Regions from separate parts of the Mus musculus genome. Here region 2 is linked to region 1. The links are chromatin loops, found by intact Hi-C in ENCODE. Cell type or tissue: left cerebral cortex. All regions are shown on one strand. Links, peaks and the distances in the headings refer to the core of each region. The heading gives the core; the rest is flanking DNA.

The links. Hi-C counts contacts between places; a loop is a spot of excess contacts. Peaks named below come from ENCODE experiments on the same cell type or tissue, not always from the same donor. Only the 100,000 strongest peaks of a DNase experiment are listed, where the experiment ranks them.
Region 2: it touches region 1 in a loop (2.2-fold over the local background); 2 of 42 quality-filtered maps call a loop at or near these places.

What each region holds. Positions count from the first base shown.
Region 1 is chr2:142,395,570-142,406,144 of GRCm38, forward strand. No RefSeq gene overlaps it. Among named protein-coding and RNA genes, the nearest start is that of Kif16b, 500 kb to the right of the region's middle. In left cerebral cortex, for the core only: no CTCF peak of the experiment used is centred there; DNase peaks (open chromatin) are centred at 5,400, 5,848 and 7,937; H3K27ac peaks cover 3,380 bases.
Region 2 is chr2:142,640,583-142,651,157 of GRCm38, forward strand. Kif16b (kinesin family member 16B) reads right to left here. Exons shown (of 26, transcript NM_001081133.2): 25 at 7,846-7,929. Among named protein-coding and RNA genes, the nearest start is that of Kif16b, 260 kb to the right of the region's middle. In left cerebral cortex, for the core only: no CTCF peak of the experiment used is centred there; DNase peaks (open chromatin) are centred at 6,499, 7,038, 7,541 and 8,307; H3K27ac peaks cover 2,175 bases.

The DNA of each region.
Region 1 (10,575 bases), core at 1,434-9,433:
TAACCATAGTTTTGTTCTACACCAGGCTATACTTTCAGGAGATGCCCTAGGGTTAATGAATATTGGGCAATAATCACCAAATTATGTTACAAAGTTATACTGCTAGCAATTATAAAATGAGAATTTCCACTTTGTGGGTCCCTCTCTGACCTTGAGGCCACTATGAACATGGACACTTGAACATGTCAGCATGAGAAATTGTTTCTAATTATTACTTTAACTATCTCATCTTCATTTACTAATGAGGGTGGACAGATTTCTGTCAGCTGCTTGTATTTTCTGATTGGGGAATTAATCTGTTCATGTTCTTTTGGTCATTTATCACTGGGATTTTGCTTTTTTATTGATATTTATGAGCTGGCTCTTCATATATAGAGAGTTTTACCTTTATTGTCATGTTTCCTGCATAATTTTTCTACTTGTCTTTCACTGCATAATTGTGATTGTGATATTTTCTGACACACAGTCATTTTTATCTCTCTGTGGAAGCAAACCTCTTTCCCTTCATGTGGGCATTCATGTCTTTTGTTGCTGACAATACTTGTTGAACTTCATTTCTCTTTCTGCCTCTGATGAAATCTTTTAGCCTAGTAAAAAGGCCTTGTTCAGCTTTTCTGGTTATAGGTCCTCCAATCCTACACTGGCCAGAAGATGACAGCCATATGACCAGGCTGGTCAATCATAGGAATTTAGCTACAAGACCTCAATAATTGGTTTAGAAAGACTTGTCACCCAAACTGGACCAATCAGTAATTTCTCTAATTTCTTATGTTTGCTGGGAGAGATAACTTCACCAGTTCCAATGAGTAGGTTACCATGATGATTTCAGTAGCCTTTTCTATCAGTCATGAGATTTATTAAATTCCCCTTTCAAGTAGCTCTTGGGATAGGTTTGTAGTCATTTTCTGTTTTATACTCATTCTGATTCCTGTTCTCTATCCCACCCCACTTCTTGAGACAGGTTCTTATGTAGTTCAGAATGACCTTGAACACTTGGATAGCTGAGACTAGCCAAGGCCAACTGATCTTCTGGCCTCTATCTCTCAAATGTAACAATACTTGTATGCCATCATGTCTAGCTAAAATTAAAAATGCATCAGTGTCCTCAGGGTCCCATGGGTATGCTCTCTGACACAGAGATATGCTATTCTCTCCCCACTGGTTTCATCATACCAGGCTCCTGAGATACATCAGCCATGTTTCTTTCTCTCCTTAAAGCTTTTCACTGACTTTTCTAGAATGTTCTTTTCCTGGTGAGTCACATGGTGACTTTGCTCATCACATTGGGATGTTCTCAAAGCTTTCTCAGCATCACACAGATGCTCTTTACAATGCTACAAACTACTACTAGCCCTACCCCCATACCAGTAAGTCTTTTTCCTCCCCAACCCACTTTTACCTAGCACTTAAATAATTTGTTTATTAAACTCATTTCAAAAACTATGGAAAAGACTTAACTCTCTTAGAAATAGCAATAATTTTGTTTTTGTCATTGAAGAACCCAAGTTCCAAGGCTGGACCTGGCACATGTGAAGCAGACATTAAGTATTTGCTGAATGAAGGAACTCTGCTTGGAACTTTTATTCTGGGAAGTTGTTGGCACATTCCTTTTTGTAAGACAGATAGCCTCCTGACTGATAGGTGTGTGTGTGTGTGTGTGTGTGTGTGTTTGCCTTTGGGGGAATGTTATAAAAGAGAAATGAGTCCAGCTAGAGTCATGAAATCAGCAGGATGCTCAGCATGATGTCCCTGAAGAGGGAGCATCAAATCTGTTTGCAAAACTAGAGTGGAGAGTTAGCTTAGCAGTTTAGACCACTTATTCCTCATTCAGATGACCCAGGTTTGGTTCCCAGCACCCACAAGATATCTCACCATTATCCATAATTACAGTTCTGGGGATCCAACACCTTCTTACCTACATAATCATATGCACACGGGCAGTACACATGCACAGATATAGGCAGAACGTTCATACATAAATATTTTTAGAAAATTATTGTGGGATATACCTTGCTGTACAGAACGTATATTCAGCTTATACTGAGTATGAAAGAAGGAACAGGAAGGATGCATTTATTGATCCTGCTCAAACAAGCAAGAACTTCATGTAATAGAGCCAAACCATTTGATCTGAAGGTAGATAATGTTAGGATTAGGAGGCATGGTCAGTCTACCATCAAAAGGCAATGAAACTTCTATACTGGGCTATCATTTGTATCACAGCATCTAAGTTAAGCAGAATTCTTCTAATCTGCCATCTTGGCATACTGTCCCCTTCAGCATGAAGCCCCAAGGCCACTATGAAGCAACCAGAGAGAAGACATTACTTTGAGTCACACCCAAAATGAAATGCATGTCATCAATTGTGCCCATACATTATTGAGTATAAATAAGTCAACTGAGGAGACTCTATCTCCTGGGAGCTACATTTGGTTGAGGAAGTGGCTGGAAAATGAATGTGTCTGATGTTGATCTAGCTTGCTGCCTGCTTTGTACAGAGGGGTAGCTGTATGCTCAGGTTCAACCTACTGATTCCATTCTCCCAGACCAAGCAAGTCACCAGGCTCAGAGAGGAGTGTCATCTGAATGGACTAGTTGAACAAAGCTGTTCAACACTCTACAGGGGCTTAAGACTATGTGATAATGCAAGAATGCTATTCTGCAGTCTTGGGTAGAAAGAAATGTGGGGATATTGAGCCAGTGAGGTGCCTCAGCAGGTAAAGTCCCTTGCAGTACAACCCTAATGGCTCAGTTCAATCACTGAAACAAGCAAACAAGAAACAAGAAAGCTAGATGTCATGCTGTCCATCTGTAATCTCAGGATTCCTAGAGCGAGATGAGACAAGACAGGAGCTTTGCTGGAAGCTTCTAGGCCCAGTATCCCCAACATGGCCAAAACAAAAATTCTCAGCAAAGTAGAAGGAAAAAAAATGACTCCTAAAAGTTCTGTAACCCCTATATGCATGCTGTGGCATGCACACATGTATACAAACACACACACACACATATGCACACATACATATACACACATACATACACCACAAACATTATTAAGTAGCATTTAAAATAAACTAAAAGGAATCTTGAAGCTATAGCAGGATAGAATAGAATATGTGTCTTGTCTGTATTCCTGGATCAATTCCTCATTTTTTAAAGAACACCTAGCACAAGAGAGTTAATTGTCTAGACAAAGCCCTAAATGGACACCTTTTTTTCTTTGTCTAACCATAAGAACCTGCCCAGATGTCTACATGTTTGACCTTTGTTTCCCCATCTGCTTCAATCTGTTTATATGTGGCTCTGTTTATCTGCCCACACCTTTAATACAGCTTGAATTTATTTTGTTATTTGGTGGTTAGTGAGAAGCAACTGGACTTAGTTTTCAAAATATTTTTAGGACCAGTTATTAAATGGCACAACAAGACCCTTTATCCTAAGTTTATACTTCAACACATGCTCATTTTGAATTTATACAAGGATCTGTCTTCTGGGCTACCTCTCATCCTGCTGTTTCCTAATGCACTGACTTGGCTACTATGCTTTAAGTGGGTGAGCCGATGCTCAGCAAGGCAAACTCAATACCTCACTTTTCTTCATTTTCAATTGTCCCTACATATTATGTATCGATTAGTGTTCCAGATTTGCCTTAAATACACTTCATCATGTTTTGCATCAAGAGATAACACCCCTTCCTTTTTAATCTTTTTAAATCCTATTCTCCTTCTCTCAGGATCTAGAAAATTTGAGCCAGAGGGGCGTATTTCTGATACCACGGTGAGAAGACACTCACTCTACCTGCAGCCTCCTGAAATGTTCCATAGAAGAAAAATCCCTGGCCTGTGGAAAAGCCTGAGCTGTGTCCTGAATAACAATGGCCTTCTCAACCTTCTGCTCAAAAGCCTTGTGCTGACTGTTTGGGCCTCCTTACCCATCAATCTCCTGTCTGTGCCTTCAGGTTCTGTGTAGCAAGTCAAGAGGCAAACGCTAGGTAAATGTCAGTGTGTCTTGAATGATCATCCTCTCTAAGCAATCATCCACTTTGCAAAGGAATAAAGGACTCAAGAGAACTGGTCACAGGCCTCTTTATCTGCAAAACACAAGACACAGGCATCTAGTGTGTGGTTATCAGCTGCTTTGCAGAGAGGTCTGAGTTGCTCCACAAACTGTTTTTGGTTTCACTTCATCTGGCATTACACAGTTAGAGGAGACTCATTAACAGCCTAGTTTAGTAAAGGCTTAGGCAACATCATCCTCATGGGTTCTGAGTGCTCTCTAAAGCTTCCCAACCAGTAAAAGGCTAGAAAATATACTAGGTTTTTGTTTGGGTAAATGGAAAAGTATAATTAGTATGAACAGAAAATCTACGAACGTTTAATGTTAAGTAGCATTCTTCACTGGTTATATAGCTGTTCATAAGTTAACTCCATCTTCATAACAATGAGGTACTTACTGCTTCGACTCCACCTTTAAGATGAACCACCCAAGGTACCAGGAAATAATTATTTGTACAAGGCCACAAATCAAGTAAGCATTCTGAAGTTATTATCCTAACTACTTAGGCTGGAGGCTTTTCAACTTGGGCCAACAACAGAATTGCCTTCAGACACTAGTGAGTCCCAGATCCTGGACCTCAAGTTAGGCTTGTAGCTTCTGATTTAGGAATCCAGGGAAGAAATGTCAGAACTTTATGCCTCTAACAACTTCCAGGTAATACAGTTGCTACTGTTGCCCTCGGGGCCAGACTTTGAGAACAACTGTGCTATACTGAAGTGATTGACAGGCATGATCCCTTGACAGCTAGGAAGGGTAAAAAGTCCTGAGGATCTTTAAGCCATGCATCTAATTCTCAATTTCATAAGCCAGAATATCTGTGCATTTCAATTCCCTAACGTAACTAGAAGCTGGAACAGCCACGAGGGGCCAGCTTCTCTGTCTGTTGGGTTTCCAGGCAGCTATTCAAAAACTAGACCCCGTGAACAGCAGTGTTGGAACATTTGAAAGCAAAGGTTTAAATATCAGCCTTATAGCCTGACTTCCTCTTTCATAGCCATGGATGTCATATCTAGAACATAATGGCAATTATTTACTAGTTAAGAATGTAATATAAATGTAAATGTTATGCACATACCTGCACACATGCATTTTATGGCACATAGGAATAATGGTGTCATCTCCCTACCCTATAATCCCCTAAGGAGAAAATGATATTTGATTTCCTTTCTTCTTTTTTAGCAGCCAGGAGAGAAACTTAACTTTCACTTTTTCAAAATCTACCAGGGTCATACTGGGTACCCAAACTTTCTTTCCATTTTTAACTGTGACAAGAATAAAAGAGAAAGGATGTGTGTTTGGCTGACTGCTGCTAGCGTGCTCCTGCTGCAGCGAGGGATGTATTGCCTGGCTCTTCTCCAGGGCCATATTTCCCTGTGCAGACGAAACAGATGAATTCTAATAGAAAGATGGAAAGGCCTAGAAAGGGCCAGAAATCTACAAAGAGGGAGACTAGACAAGGAGTAAAGGCAAAGAGAACTTGGCATAATTAAATGATGTAAGTCTCCTCTTAACCAATTTTGTTTGTTACATTCTCTTCGCTGTTTCTTTTCTTTTCATCACCCTCCTTCAGTGAGGCTCAGGCAGAGTTTCCCATCATGTGATGAGGGAGAATGCAAAGGAAGCACAGGAAGTGGGAAAACAAGCCCAGAGTGGAAGCCATTGAGGATTACCAGACTCCTCGTGTGCATCCAGCCACCCGAAACTGTTCCACACAGGGAAAAGCAAAGGCCTGAGGTGGTTGGCTTACTCCCAAGCTCTGAGAACTGCCATTGTAGTGAGAGGTGCAGTTAGGAGAAGCCCAAGCCCTGTCATGGAGAGTCTACAGGAACAGGAGCAAACACTCAGCCATCTTTCCTTGGTGTTCAGCAAAAGCGGGACGTGATCCAGTTTTGAAAGTGACTCCATGTCAGTATGGTATGAGAAAGTTGGGCCAGTGCCAAATGGATTCTCTAATCTGTGATCTTGATATGAGGAAGAGAAGGGACAATAGAGAGCAGCCATTCTGAAGAAAGCTCTAGAGAAAGAGTACATAGATAGATCTGGGCTCTGCTGGCCACACTCTCCTCTAGTCACTATTACTTTGTTTCTCGTGATCCCTAGAGGCAATTTACCAAGCACAAGGCTTTGTCCTCAATTACCTTGGGTCAATGTTCTCAATTCTAGCTGCATGATCAAATTGTCTCGGGATCTCTACCCTTCCAAAAAATAACAAAGGAAGGGAAGTTTATAAATGGCAGGCCTGTCACATTTCCAAGATGTCAAGGTCATTAAAGACAAAGAAAAACCAATAAATTGTTCCAGATCCAAGGAATCTATGAAGACAAAACTAAATTCATTGTAGACCCTGGAAAAGAACCATAACTAGTGTTAAAGAATGTCCCCAATTGATCTTGACACTATTGCTATGGAAACGAGAAAGGATGAGCATTTGGAAAGGTTCATGAAAGACACAAATGAATGAATTATGCTTCATTTGCCTTTTTTTCCCCCTATTTTTTAATTTAAGAGGAGATCTTTATAGATGACCCTGGCTAGCTGGCCAGGACCTTGCTGTTATGTAGACCAATCCTTGAACAAACTCACAGTGAATCTCCCCTCCCCCATCCTGCCACCATCTCAGACACACACACTCCCACTCTGATCCAGTATGGGGATTAAATGCATGCAACACCATTTAGGACTCATTTTGCATAGTTAAAACATATAATCGGAAATGGAATGGTGGCTCAGTGGTTAAGAGCACTTATGATTTCAGAGGAACCACGTTCAATCCCTAGCACTCACATGGCAGTTCACAACAGTCTAGAACTCTAGGTCTAGGGGATCCAACACCCACTTCTGATAGCTGTTGAGATAGGGTATGCACGTTGTGCACAGACAAACACACAGGCAAAACACCAATGAGTATAAAATTAGATTTTAAAAAATTTAAATTATTGCATTCAGTGTGTTTGCATGGTCATGAAGAGGTCAGAGGTCAGAGAATAGCTTGCAGAAGTCCATTCTCTTCTTCCACCATGTGTGTGGGTTCCAAGGATGGAAACTGGGTCCTCGGGCTCAGTGGCAAGTGCTTTTCCCCACTCATCCATTTTGGTGGACTTGTATATTATTTGAATGCTAGCATATTTTAAAAGGAAAGAAGGAAGAGAGAGAGAGAGAGAGAGAGAGAGAGAGAGAGAGAGAGAGAGAGAGAGAGAGAGAGAGGAGAGAGAGAGAGAGAGAGAATATCTCACCATTCTTCAGGCCATCTTCCATCATTATTATTATCCTAGGTTTAGGAACCTAGTAGGTGTACTTTTCACCAGCCCCTTAGATACTGTTGAATTCTGTAGCAGTATGTGAGTCTCCCTCCTAGAACACAACAGTAAGTAGATGGAGGACTTTGCCTCTAAAATCATTACTTTTCCCCTACGAAAAGGGATCTGATGGCATCTTAAAATTACCACAGGATAGCCCCAGCCTTGGACATGCGTATGTCTACCCTTAGCTTCCTTTTCAGGCAGATTTCATCTTAATCCTACAGAAGAGAATAGCTCCTTCCCTGTAGAAATTGGCAAATACTAAAAAGCAACCTCTCCTAGCAAACACAGCTCTAAGGAAATGAAACATAATCTGTTTTCATTAATAAGGAAGTGGCAAATGGCTGAGCATGGGTATGCAGAAGAAAAGCAAGAGGTTGGTAGGAATGCACCCCTAAAAGCAAAGGGGGGAAAAGCAGGGAAGGTTAAACAGTGCAAAAAAAGATAACTCAGTTTGGGATTCAATTTTAATGGTTGCAAAAACAAGGCTCTTGGCTATTTGCATATAAATGTGCTGGGTGTGTGTGTGGGGGGGAGTCACAGTTCTCAGCTGTGCATTTTAACTTTCTCCTTAAAATCTGTTTCCCAAAGCAGCTGCAGGAATCAGCTGCAAATTCCAGATCTAAAAATGACAGTCACATGGTTGAATTGGGAAGGAGACAAGAGGAAGGCACTAAGGATGCTCCAGTTAACCCATTGGGGCCTGCAGCCCATCTGTGTTGCTTGCAAGCATTTATGAATCTCAGTACCCATGGTGCACTGTAGAACAATTAGGTCAGAATTGCTGTAGGCTACAAGACTGGGGGTTGATAGGTATCCCTGGTCTATGAATTTCCCAGTCTATTAGAATCCATAGTTTTGATCAGGGGTGAGTTTGCAATTGTCTTGCAAATGGCAAGATAGGTCAGCAGGTTTGAGGGACTAGTCTCAGTGGCAACTACTCAGCCATGCCATTAAGCAACCTTAGACAGTGCTAGTGGGGTGGTAGGGTGTGGCAAACTTACTTATAAGACAAGCTGGTAGACTCTGCTGGAGACCCAATCTGCCATTCAACATTATCTTTGGCCCAGTTGCACAGTATCAGGATGCTTAACAGACACAACCACTCTTCAACTATAGCACACAACCCTCGAAAGAATTACAATCTATCTTGTCTTGATTTCTCTCAGCAAGGTTGCAAGATGACTGTAGCAAGCTGATGTGGCAGAAGGACACCTAAGGCAGTGACACAGGCAGAGACCCTGGCCTAGGATCCTAGAGAGTCAGAGAGTGCATGCTGAGATGCAGAGGACCAACTCCAGTTCTTAAAACTCTCGGCATTCAGAGATATCCAGCTATTTTAAGGGCCTTTTGTCTATACTGAGAATTTAAGAGGTAATGCAGAAGTGCCAGTTGTCGCTGGGGACACCCATGGCCCATGGCCTTGCATCAAGAGGGAGCTGACCCCTAAGCAAGGACTGTGATATAGTCACTCAGCATGAGGCTGGCAAAGGCTGGCTGGCACAGGCTCTCATTTTAGAGGCCAAGGCATATGTGAACCTATCTCTGTTCAGGCCTGCCAATCACAGCTGCACAACGTCAGAGGCCAGGGGCAATTACTCTGAGTCTAAAGAAACTGGGCTTGGATCTGGTTTCCTGACCCTGACATCTGCTTTCCTGACCCTGACGCGTGGCTTTCCACTTTTACATCTAATTCCTACCCCATGCAGGGTGGAGCCTCTTCGGTGTTGCATCTGCAGTGCCTGACACAGCATCCGTCCGTGTTCAAAATTATCAATGGGTAAACAGGGAACATGTGATGCCAATTTGAGGCGACATCAGCCTTTAGGTTATGAGTGTCCACAATCGACTGGTGACCTTCCTCATTAGCATGCAGAAGGGCTGTGGGTTTTGATTTATTTATTTCGATCTATTCCAAAGGATCCACCCATGTTTTCTTGCTGTATAGAATTCTGGCCAGTGATGGCACATGCTATTTCTTTATTCATTGCCCCAAAGCAGATGGCTTAAGACCCTGTATCTTCATCCATAAGGATTAATGGGATTTAGGAAGGTGTTTCCAGTACCTTCTGTCTTCCCCAAAGCAGTGTGACTGAGCTGGAAGGTAATGAACTGAGAGGCTCTTCCCTGATGCCAGTCTACCAGTCAGCTGAGACCAGCCCACCCCACTGTCAGATGCTGTTTTCTATGCTCTAGAAAAAGATGCTCCGTTCTTCCTACTCCACATTTAAAAAGAAAAAAAAAGAAGAAAAAAAAAAAGCCTTCCAGGGATTAGCGTGTGAGAAATGAGTACACATGGCTCCAAAAACCCTTGCACCTGCCTCTCAGGTATCTCTGTGAAACACAGGTTTGACACTTTGTGTGAAATGGAGTTGGAGAGGAGGCTGAAGGGATGCTACATAGCAATTGAGAACTTGGAAGCCCTGAGCCTCTGTAGCCAGAGAAAACAGTGTGGCCCAAAGAACCATTTTGTCACACACAGTGCAGATAGCTAACTCAGGCATTGTATTAAAGTGCAGGCTCCAAGGCTGGGGCTCCCACTCCGCACTGCTGACAGGCTGCATGTGAACACGGAGTAGCTGGACTACAGAGGGAAAGAGCATAAAGCTTCAGGTCATGATACTCAGGCTCTTTTCTTTTCTGGGCTTTTCATTAAAAAAGAAAAAAAAAAAGGGTGTCACATTCGAGATGTAGCTATCAAAGATGACCTCCTATCCATGCACTGATCTCACAGTGTCACTGGTACATGCCTCCCATTCAGAATAAGAGGCGGAGGTATGTCCCCTCCCTTTAGGATGGGGCTGAGCTTGTAAACACCTAGAGAGTGGTTCTGTAACGTTGTAAGAGAACATATAGTGGATACACTTTCAGCAGTGCTTCAGCATGGTCCTCTCGAGCCCCAAGACATCACTGTTAGGGAGTCCAGAAAGAAGCCCTCCCCCAACATCCTAGAAGCCTCTGTCCCACAGGCTACACACATTGAGCTCTGACTGGTAGCTCGCACCACTTGCTAAGCATGTAATTTGTACTTCTCAGAAGGCCTTCAAATCTGTGTTGAAAGTGGAGCCTCTCCCTCTACTCAGCTCACCCTGTCTGAAAGTATGTGGGACAGATGTGGGTGGTGCCTGTGGCTTCGGGCCAATACAGACTGATGACTGAATCAATGACCACTGCTCCTGTAAACCTCAGAATTTGAGGATAGTTTTACATATACTGATAGGAT
Region 2 (10,575 bases), core at 1,596-9,595, 250 kb after region 1:
GAGTTTTTTTGGGTAGGGGTTATTTTGCTTTTAAGAGAAAGAACATGAAGTTGGGTGGGGAAGGAGTTAGGGGAGGGTAAAGAATATGAAAAAAAATTATATAAAATTCTCAAGAAATAAGTAAAAACATCAAAAACAGAATTTATCAGATACATGCTAAATTGTACTCCTTCCTTTACTGTCTGTGCCCAAGGCAATCTGGCTCTTTTCTAATGTCCTTACTTCAATCACAGTTGACACTGCAGAAAGAGGCCTGGAATTATTTTCTAGTAAATGCTTTTTGAGGAACACCAAAGGTGCCAGAGAGACTGCACATAGTTTAGGGCGCTCCATGAATTGATGTCTGTGAAGACTGAAAGAAGGCAAGCTGGACAGAAGAAAATGGACTCTGGATCGTAATAAAGGATCAATCAGCTAGAATAAAGTTCTCAAGCTGAGATGGCCTTTTGAATCTGTCCAGAAGAAGAAAGGGACACCAGATTTTTTCCTCCAAACCAACTAGTCACTAGAAAGTCACCTGTTCCAAGACCACGGATAGGCAAAGTTACTTTCCTCAACCAATGGCAGCCCCGGAGGGATGAGAGTTGAGAGCTTTCACCAGTCACCAGTCCTTGCAGCTGGGAATAGGGGCAAGGTATGGGAGGGCTTCTATTATCTCCTTAGCTCCTAAACTATGAGCTCCTTGAGGCTAGAGGAGAGTGGTTTAGAGTAGTATATCTCATTGCCCAAGCCCCACTCAAATACTTGCTTTTGAATTCACAGGGAACAGAAAGTTGTGAAAATCTCCATTTGAACTGAACTTGTGAAGACCACGGGCAAAGAGAAAACAAGCTCCAAGAAAACAAAGACTGGAGCCGGGCTTCTGAGAGCTGGTGCCAGGCTGCATCGGCCCGGAAAAGAACATATATTTGCAGATGTTAAAAGCAAAAACATCTAAGCTAGGAAAGCACTGAGCTCCTCACTGCTAGTTCTGTGGTTTGCACTGGAAGGTGAAACAGATCTGCACACATGAGCCAGGGTATCCATGCCCCTGCTTGTCACCCTCACCCAAGACAGAATGCTACCTGGCACAGAAGAGAGAGTAGGGCAGAGGGCCACCATCTGAAAACAGTGGGAAACACTCCCTTCATCTGCAAGGCCTCTCGGAGGGACTCACTGTGGAAATGCTCGTTTTAATTTTGCTTTACTCTGACTACTCATGGAAAGCAGAGTGGGATTTTCTCCTCTATTGGGTGACAGTGAAGGTCAAAGAGCTTCCACTCAGGCTGATGGGGTTTTTATTACAGAAAGGGTTTCTTGACATTGCTTAGCACCAGGATCCCAACATGTACACCCTCTTATTTCCATGGTACCAGTAACTGAAAGCCTCCAAACTCTGGTTCAGCTTCTTCTCACACTTCAACAGCCACTTGACCCTCTTCAGAATGCTTTGCTGTAGATAGTGGTGCTAATGGCCTAATAACAGAAAATAGCCCTTGCTAATACAAGTAAGCAGATAACCAGAAGAAAAACCACAATTCTCTGACGAGGAAGAAATGGTCCTTTCTGGGAGATATCTCTTTAATCTTTGGCGATGTTTTAGAATAGTTCTACCATTAGATATTGTGTAAAATCAGCAGAAAATAGATGGAAAGAATGTTAAATTAAGCATAGATTCTTAAAGAGCTAAATGTCTGAGGAAACAGAAAATGTGAGGTTTTTTTTTTTCTTAAAATTTACTTTGAAATTGAAAGGACTCAGACCATAGAATATCTAAACCAAGTAATAGGTTTTTTTTTTTTTTTTGTTGGAATGTCAATGTTTAAGACGGAAAACAAACTGAATGAGACGTTACTGTAAGGAAAAGCGAGGCGAGTGGTGGAGGGATCACATTTAAGAATGAGGCTTAGGGCAGTAGCATGCATTAATGCTGACACGTGTGTTCAGCAGGACATGTCAACACACATCACTCACATGTGTGTTCAGCAGAAAAGGCATTTGGAAAATAGCTCTTCATTTAGTTTACTGCTTCAATTAGAAAGACCTATACCCATAGACTCTGGGCATCCTGTGCTGTGAGAGAATGTTTAAAGATCCCCCAGAACTGGCCTGCTGTTCACAACCAAGCCTCACTGTTCTCCTGTGGACTATAAGCAAGGTCATAGAATTGTAACATCAGAGAAGGTTACCCTGTGACTATAGAAGGGTAAGGCAAGACAAACAGAAAACAGAACACTGAGAACACTACATAATCATGTCTGAACACAGACAAAATAAATATTCCCTTACCCAAAACAGTGTCGCTATTACTTTTCAAATTCAGTCAAAATTTAAACCATACTGTGTTGGATTTCTTGACAAGAATTAGTAGTATACCTAATCATTGAACAGACTTTAAAACTAGTCCAGAGGAAAATTTTTTTGTTTATTTATTTTTTTGTTTTGTTTTGTTTTACATTCTCCCAAATATTACAAATCCAAAGTAGTTCCCCATGGTATGTATGTATGTTTGTATGTGTGTGTGTGTGTGTGTGTGTGTGTGTGTGTATTTTCCCTTGTTGACTTGAATCAATAGATCTTTTTAAAATGTTTAAAAGGTAGATATAGTCCTGAGGGATCTTACTGAAAAACCACTGAGACTTAGCTATTTTCTCTCCATGATGAGTTCCTGGGACTCCTCAGGTCAGCTGGTGACTCTGGAGTGACAGGCTTGTAGTCATGGCATGGTACATGTGCAGAGGGAACTAACCAGCTAGAAATAAAATTGGAATGTGAGCACCAGTGCAGCTTTCACAAGGATCTTGGATTTTTGGTCCTTCTTACATTTGCCAACAGTTCCACTGCAATCCAAAGCTTCAGACGGGCCCTTCTACTTCACAGACTGTAAACTAGTAGAATGAAAGAGAGGGTGACAGCACACCAAGATATTTCTAGTGCCTCCAACTTATCACAAGCAAGAACACACATATGACTTCAATGCCCACCACTGCAGTTGTCCTTTTCTTCTTCCTCCTCCTCCTCCTCCTCCTCTTTTTCTTCCTCCTCCTCCCCCTCTTCACCCCCATGGTGCATCATCACAATCTTCATACCCATTGCACCAGCCACCATGTTTGGGTGTTTTATTTATCTCTGTAGCAGCTTCTGTGTTCTGCGCACATGCTCCGTTTCCCTCGGTGTAAGTGCAGAGATGGTGTGGCAGCATTTTGCAGATGCGGGAACTGAGGCAATGACTAGCCACTGAGGACCAAGGGCTGGATGCTGCACTTTAGGCCCATGCTCGTAGCTACTTTAGCCCACCTTGCTAGTGTGTTAATTAAGGGAATGAAAATGCCTGCTGCCTGTACACTGAAGAAAAGTTTCTAGAAACTTCTCAGGCTCTTACTCCCAAGGTGGTTCTATTCCTCTTGAAGACTTTAAAGTTTTAGAGAATTTGAGAAATTTCTTTCATCACAGTTATGCCCTGAATTGACAGACTATTAGAATGATTAGCAGAAATGTTTTCAAGTAGAAAGTATGTTCTCTGAAATTCATAACCTAAAATGTACCTCTCATCAATTAACAAAAAGGAAACAACAAAATCTCATGAATTTGGAAGCTAACTTGGGCAGGTTTTCTGGGAACTCAGCAGAGGTGAGGCACATGTGAAGGATCAGGGAAGATGGAGAATTTAATCAGCCATGCCTGCTGCTTGCATGTAGCTTAAGAGTCTGCCCCGAGAACAGTGGGGTTCAGAGGGTTTATGTGGGGATGGGAATAAGGAGACCGTAAGGAAGGGGTACAGCAGGGACAGCTAGCACAAAGGGTGTGTGAAGACACAAAACACGAATAAATCTCCATGGGAAGCATGTGCCACATCTTTAAAAAAATAAATAAAACTGTAAACAATCAAGATTTGGAAACTTTCTTCGCCACAGAGTAAGTCAGCAATCACAATACATGCCTTCCCTCCAACAGAAACATGTGAGACCATAACCAAATGCAATCTCCCTGCCATGGCCACTGTCTATGTTTCTTTTCTTATTGCTGTGATCCAAAGCTCTGACAAAAGACACTCCTAAATAAATAAATAAATAAATAAAAGCTTTATTATGGCTCACAGTTCCACCGCAAAGAATGAAGATGGCAGGGGCTTGGAGCAGCTGACACATCATGTGCACAGTAAGGGTGACGCAGAGAAGGCTGAAGGCATGCTGCTGCCTCCCTCCATCTCAACAGCGAGCAGGATCCCAGCCAGGAAATGGTGCGGCCCACAGTGGGCAGGTCTTTCTACCTCAAGTAATGTAATTAAAGGCATGCTTAGAGGGCCTCCCGGAATGTTCTAGGTTTGTCATGTAGACAACGCTAGCCACCACAGTCACAAAGACAGGAGTGATAATGAGCTTCTTCAGCATCAGAACACTATAGGGTGAGGACGGTGTGCTTCTAATTTACATGGATGGAATGACACTTCAGAGAAAAAAAGATAGGCAGCAGTGCTTGGATAACCTTGTAATAGTCCTGAATTTATCCCTAAGTAACACTCCTTTATAGGGAAAGACTGGATGCTCAGTGACCGAGGCCTGCTCTGGAAGCCATGCTGAGAGTGAGCCGAGGCTCTACCACTTCCTTACTAGCTGTGGGAACTTTACCCTCTCAAGGCACAATTCCTCACCTGTGAATAAGGAGGACAAAAGAGCTCCCTTCCCAAGCTCCCACAAGGAGTAACTGGCAGGACACAATCGGAAGCACTTAGTAGATAGCAAGTGTTAGAAAGCAGGCCTTGTGGGAGAGCAGTCAATTCCCTAGCACTCTTGAGTAGCAACAGTGGCAGTTGGTGACATTCAGCCCAGTATTTACAAAGTCTAGCTTCAAAACTACAATCCACCCATCTACCCTCCCTCCTCTCTTCCTCCTTCCCTCCCTCCCTCCCTCCTTCCTGGAAACAGAGAACTCATTCCCCTTTCCCTCCACTACCTTATCAGATAACTTAGCTCCTTGCTGTTTTAAGGACTGGAGAAGAAGTGTCCAGAACTCTACTGCTTAAAGGCAAGGTTTATCTTTGTACACACCAAACTGGTTCCAGCTTGGTCAGGAAGGCAGCAATGGAAAGACTCACTCAAGTTAGAAATATTTTTAAGATTCTACGTTTCTTTGTGAAGAAAAGTTCCAGGAAGCATCTGAATGTGTATGTGAATCATTTACAGGGGGAAATTATGTAAAACGGGCTCTAATTATGAACACGTGTTGCCAGGCAAAGTTGTTTGGATGGAGGCATTATAGCTTTATCACTTAGGTTCCTGGAGTCAAGCTGATATTCCATCACTTAACATCTTTTCCTATGCCTATATTTTCTGATGCAGTATGTTACATGCTACAGTCCTAGTCTCCAAGCACAAGGCACACAACTAATCTTTCCAATGTATGGAATCCACCTCTGAAACAGCTCTCATCATGGCTTTTCATTCCTATCCAGCATTTTATGAAGTCATTATTTTAAAAGACAACTTTTATAACTTGGAAAACTGCTATACACAATAAAACTCACTAAAAATCACCATCTATATAGCTGTATCAAAGTTATTGCAATTATAAAACTGTATTTTTGAATTTTAATAATATTAACTCATTTTAAGCCATTATTATAGATATCAGATGTAATACAGATATTATAGATATGGGTCTAACTGAAGTTCACTTTTCTTTATGTGTTCGTGTATCTGTGACATCTCCAGATAAATTTTAATAGGGAAACTTAAGCATATGTTCTTAGAGGGATAAAATATGTCATTCTACATAGCACTCAGTACTGGGTCCAGCATGGGAGAAAAATTAAATAAATGTTTGTTGAGTTAAATCATAAGCAGTTAATGGAAAGTAACTCTGATTTTTCATATAAAAATACACTAACTCAAGTAGTGACTTCTGATAGTAGAAGATCAAATGAAAAGTCTCAATATCTACAGGAAATTAATGCACGGATCTTATATTAATTTTCTATTAAAGTGAAGGTGAATTATACTTGCTTCTTGAAGAGAAGATAACACTCTAAGATTTACCATTCAGTTTTAGGTGAAACACATTTATCTTCTAACACAAGTGCCTATTTCCCCAAGATAGGAGACACACTCTGTAAAAGCACCAGTACTGAACAGTCCCAGGCAACCAAAGGAACGCATGTTATATATGCAGTCCTGTGGTCAGGGTAAGTGTCTACAAAGACACATGTGTTAAAGACTTAGCTTCTACTTTGGCGTTCCTGGTAGGTAGAGTCTGTGAAAGTGGAACCTAGTGAGCACAAGTAGGGTGACTGAGGACATAACCTTCAAGTGGATGTTGGGATCTTGATCACTTTGAGATGGCAAAATCATGTCAGAATGTCAAAAGATTACACACCCCTCGCTAGGAGACACTGAAGGAACAAATGTGGACTACAAGAGAAAACACCACGCAACACAAGAAACACAAAACACAAGAGTGAGTCTTGTGCACTTGGAATAGAAAGCAAACACCTCCAAGTTCTGTTCCTGAACTGAGCCATCTGTGTGGGAGTGCTGGCCTCGTGTGAATGCCATCACGTCTGGGAAGCTGGAAATGGCAATAGCCATAACAGGCAATAATCAAATTTTAAAACAAGTTTGCAACTCACCATTCTCCATGTTTTCATTAAAGATGAGGCTACTTAGTCAAGGCAGTTAAAGTTCAGAGAAAAAAAAATTCATTACTCCTATAAGTGTTATTTAAGTTTGTTTGTTTGTTTGAATCTTATAAGCACTTAACATAAGCACTGTAAAACCAGGCAGACTCACAAAAATAACCTCGTCCTTGAAGGCTAATTCTTCTCATGAGTCTATGCTTCACAGGGTAAGTTTGGGAGTCCCTCACAGTCCTGCTAGAGCCCAGTCGTTCTGGTCTCAGGACTTCTTCAAATGTGTAGCTGCAGTGCATCTGCAGATTCCGGAAGCATGGCTCCTCACTGAAATGTGCCTTCTCTTAGAACAACTCACTGCTTCATTTCTCCATGTCTCCCCTTGGCTCTCATAGGACCCTTCTAGATAGAGCAGCTTAAGGCAATTCCCTACATTTTGGTTCACTGACACCAAGTGAAGCCCACAGGCAGCCATGTTCAACTTGGCAGTCCAGAGGAACAATACCATCCCCAAACTTTTACATTTCAAGTCACCCATTAGAACGGTCTGTTCTGATAGGATTATATTATAATAAGTCATGTGACTATTCCCAACAAAGTCACAACAAAGGGAGCTTTGAGGGTATCCTGGAGTTACTCTGGTAAAAGCAGTCAGATTTTAACAAAATATAATCAACTGTATACTGGTGAAGCCACAAACTGAAGACAACAGTCAGCTATGGGTATTGGCACAAGGCAGTCACAAAAACAGGTTGTGTTAAACTGGGATCTATGTGTAGCTAGCTTGGCAGATAAAGTTAAAATAAATACAAAGACTCTGAACTAGGACTAAAATAGGTCCGAAACTTCTCCCTCCCAAAGCTCTTGAAAAAGCAACAATGACGACATACTGTAAGTTTGGTTAATTAATTCCAAGTTTTCTTCAGCAAGCTCTGTGCTCTCATCCTACATTGCATGCCATCTGGCTGAGGGGAGAATGTAGCGCTCGCTCACACACTGTGTCCTAACTCTCAGAACAAGGGTGTCTTCTTCAAAATCAGAAAGATGCTAGCCAAACCAGAGGGGGCTAAGGACCTGATTTGAAATCAAGTCATACCACCACCCCGCTGCCATCTCCTGCATTAACGAAGCAGCTCTTCACAGTTGCCAATAAAGACAAAGGGCCTAACAGGAGCTGCTCTTGCCAATCATTCAGATGGTGGATTTTTCTACACAGGGAGGTGAAAAGCTTGCTCTCTTACCTCTAAGTGTGTCCGCCGCTCAGCAACTACCCGCTCGTCTTTGTTTCCAAACAGCTTCTTTGGGGGGAATTCAAGAGCAGCGAGCTGGAATGCAGATTTCACGAGATATATTAAGGCCATACCAATGAACTTTTGCCTATTTTTAATTAAACTTTTATTTAGTATCCCTATTATGGAGTGAAGAGAGAAGCTTAAAATTTAAAGGTGGTAGGTCTTTCCCTGGGCTGCCATCAACATTGAAGAGATTAGGCAATTTTGGATTAGATTCCTCAGTATCAAGTGAGAAAACGTGTGTGCGTGTATGTGTGTATGTGTGTGTGTGTGTGTGTGTGTGTGATTTTGAACAATACATTCTAAATATCAGATTCCATGTCATGTAGCATTTTCCATAAAACAGACAAGCCCTAAATGACACTAGCCCGGGTGCCTGTGGGATGCAGCTGAGGCCTAACCCACTAGTGAGTGTGTATATGTGTTACTTTTGCTTTTCTGAAATCGTGTCTTACCCTAAAGCTTACGCTGGCCTACAGTTAAGTATACAGTTCAGGCTGCTCTTGAACTCAAGTGATCCTCTAACGCAGCCTCGTGGGGGAACGGGGCAATTTTTGTCAGGAGCCCTCATACTATTTATTTATTTATTTATATTTTGATTCTGCTATGTAATGTAAGCACTAAGCCCATACAATTATTACTTTTCAATGGAGATGAGAATTTGAAAACTATCTATAAACTGCTTCATCACTTTGTAAACTATTTCTTAGACAATTACTAAGGTCCACTAAAAAGTCCACATGATTTTCTTTTAGGTTAGTGTACATGAAGATTAGCAAGGGAAAGGGGGCCTCTCATTAAATCCATCACACTTCCTACAAAATGAAGGTTTGCAATTAGTTCTCTAGCTGTGTCTTAAAAGCCCATAGTCATCTTTTTTAATCTTCTTCTTCTTGAAGGCATACAGATCATAATAAGGTAAGTCTTATATTATATGGCCAGGCTAGGAAGGACTGTATAATCTGGTGAGACCCTGACAAGCCAGGCTTGCCTTGAAAGAATAGATGCTAAGCTGCAGTAATTGCTGCTGTGGGTAGAATTCACTGTTTTCTTATTTCTTACCTTTGGTGGATAAATTGAAGTCAATGAAGCATTATTGAGAAAAAAAATGAATATTTCTTCAACAAAGTAGGGCACAATAGGCCACAAAACTCCAATTTATACCTGTGCAAATCACTACAATGATTTAAATTTATATTGCTACAGCTGAAGCTTAAAAATATTAAAAACTAGCTTCTGTGTATTTAAGATGTTACAAACACCATAAGATATGCTAGAAATACCAGAAAGTGCAATGTATAAAAGAAAAACTTGATTACTGTTCAAACTGGGCATACTGCAGCCAGCACCTGATTCTAGAAATGAACAATGCTGTGCCAGGAAGTAGTCTTTGCAGTTCCTTCTTCCCACTTAGGTGGAAAAGCAGTAGCCCAACTTTTCTAATAGCAAGCTATGGCTCTGTTTTCATGTTGTGTGGGAGGTCCTGACACTGACTCTCATGCAAATGGACAAGGTTCTTCCACTGAGTTGTGAGTCAGTCCTGTCTTCACCTGTAACATTTTGTGATAGGAACGCATTATGTTTTGGAGGCTAGTGTTGAACCTCTAATCCTCTGGCTTCTCCCCTCTGACTGGACCTACAGGCTTGCAACGCTAGTAGAGTTTCGTTCTATTTACAAACTTAGTGCAAAAGGCACCATACAAGGTTTTTGAGTCTACATCGTTTTGTTGTGCACTGTGCTTAGAAGATCTATTGACAGTTGCATGTCGGGATGGTTTGCAGACCCTGTTGGTGCTCAGTATTTTGTTATGCCAACTTCCTACAACTTGTTCACCTAACTTTTTTTGTCTTTGTTGTTGCTTGCTTTTGTTTTGTTTTTGTTTGGTTTTTCCTGTTGCAGTTCTTGAGCTCTTTGTTAGTTTCTGCTTTGGAGATTTTGTGAACTGTGCTGGTAGGACTATTTCCCCCTAGGTCTACTAACGGACAAATCCATGTACTTTTGTTTGTCCTACTGTTAGAAGAGAAGAAATGCTGGGTCACATGGTATGCTATGCGCTCAGCTAAATTTAAGTAAAACTACTGGGCAGGCTGTGAAGGAGGTTTTACTAACTGACTCTCTTGTTATTTTAAGTGGCCATTCAACTAGTTTACCCCTTAATTTTTTTTTAAATTAAATTATAATTATATAATTTCTCCCTCCCCTTTCTTCCCACAACCCTTGCTACATACCACCTTTGCTCAAAAACTCATGGCCACTATTTAAGTGTTGTCATGTATGTACATACATATGTGTGGATGCATGTATGCACATGCATGTGCATCTACAACACAGCTCCTGAACCTAAGGCTTATCTAGGACCATATCTGGAGAGGAATTAGAAAGATTGTAAGAGCCAGAGGAACAGGAACTTTGCTATGAGATTTTATCTTCCAGAAATGTCAAAGATGCTATGCCCATAGTCTCATTAATATGGCTGCCTTAGCAAGGCCTAAGTAAGGCCCAAGCAAGGCACCACCAGAAACCTGCTAATGTGAAGGCTCATGAGGCCTCAGCCCTAAACAAGGAACTACAGGCAACTAAGGAATGCTGAGAGTTGAAGAAATAGTTTTGCCCAGGGGAGAGTCCAATACCAAGTGGTGTTATCCAGTACCAAGTGGCTAATCCTGAAATTATATACA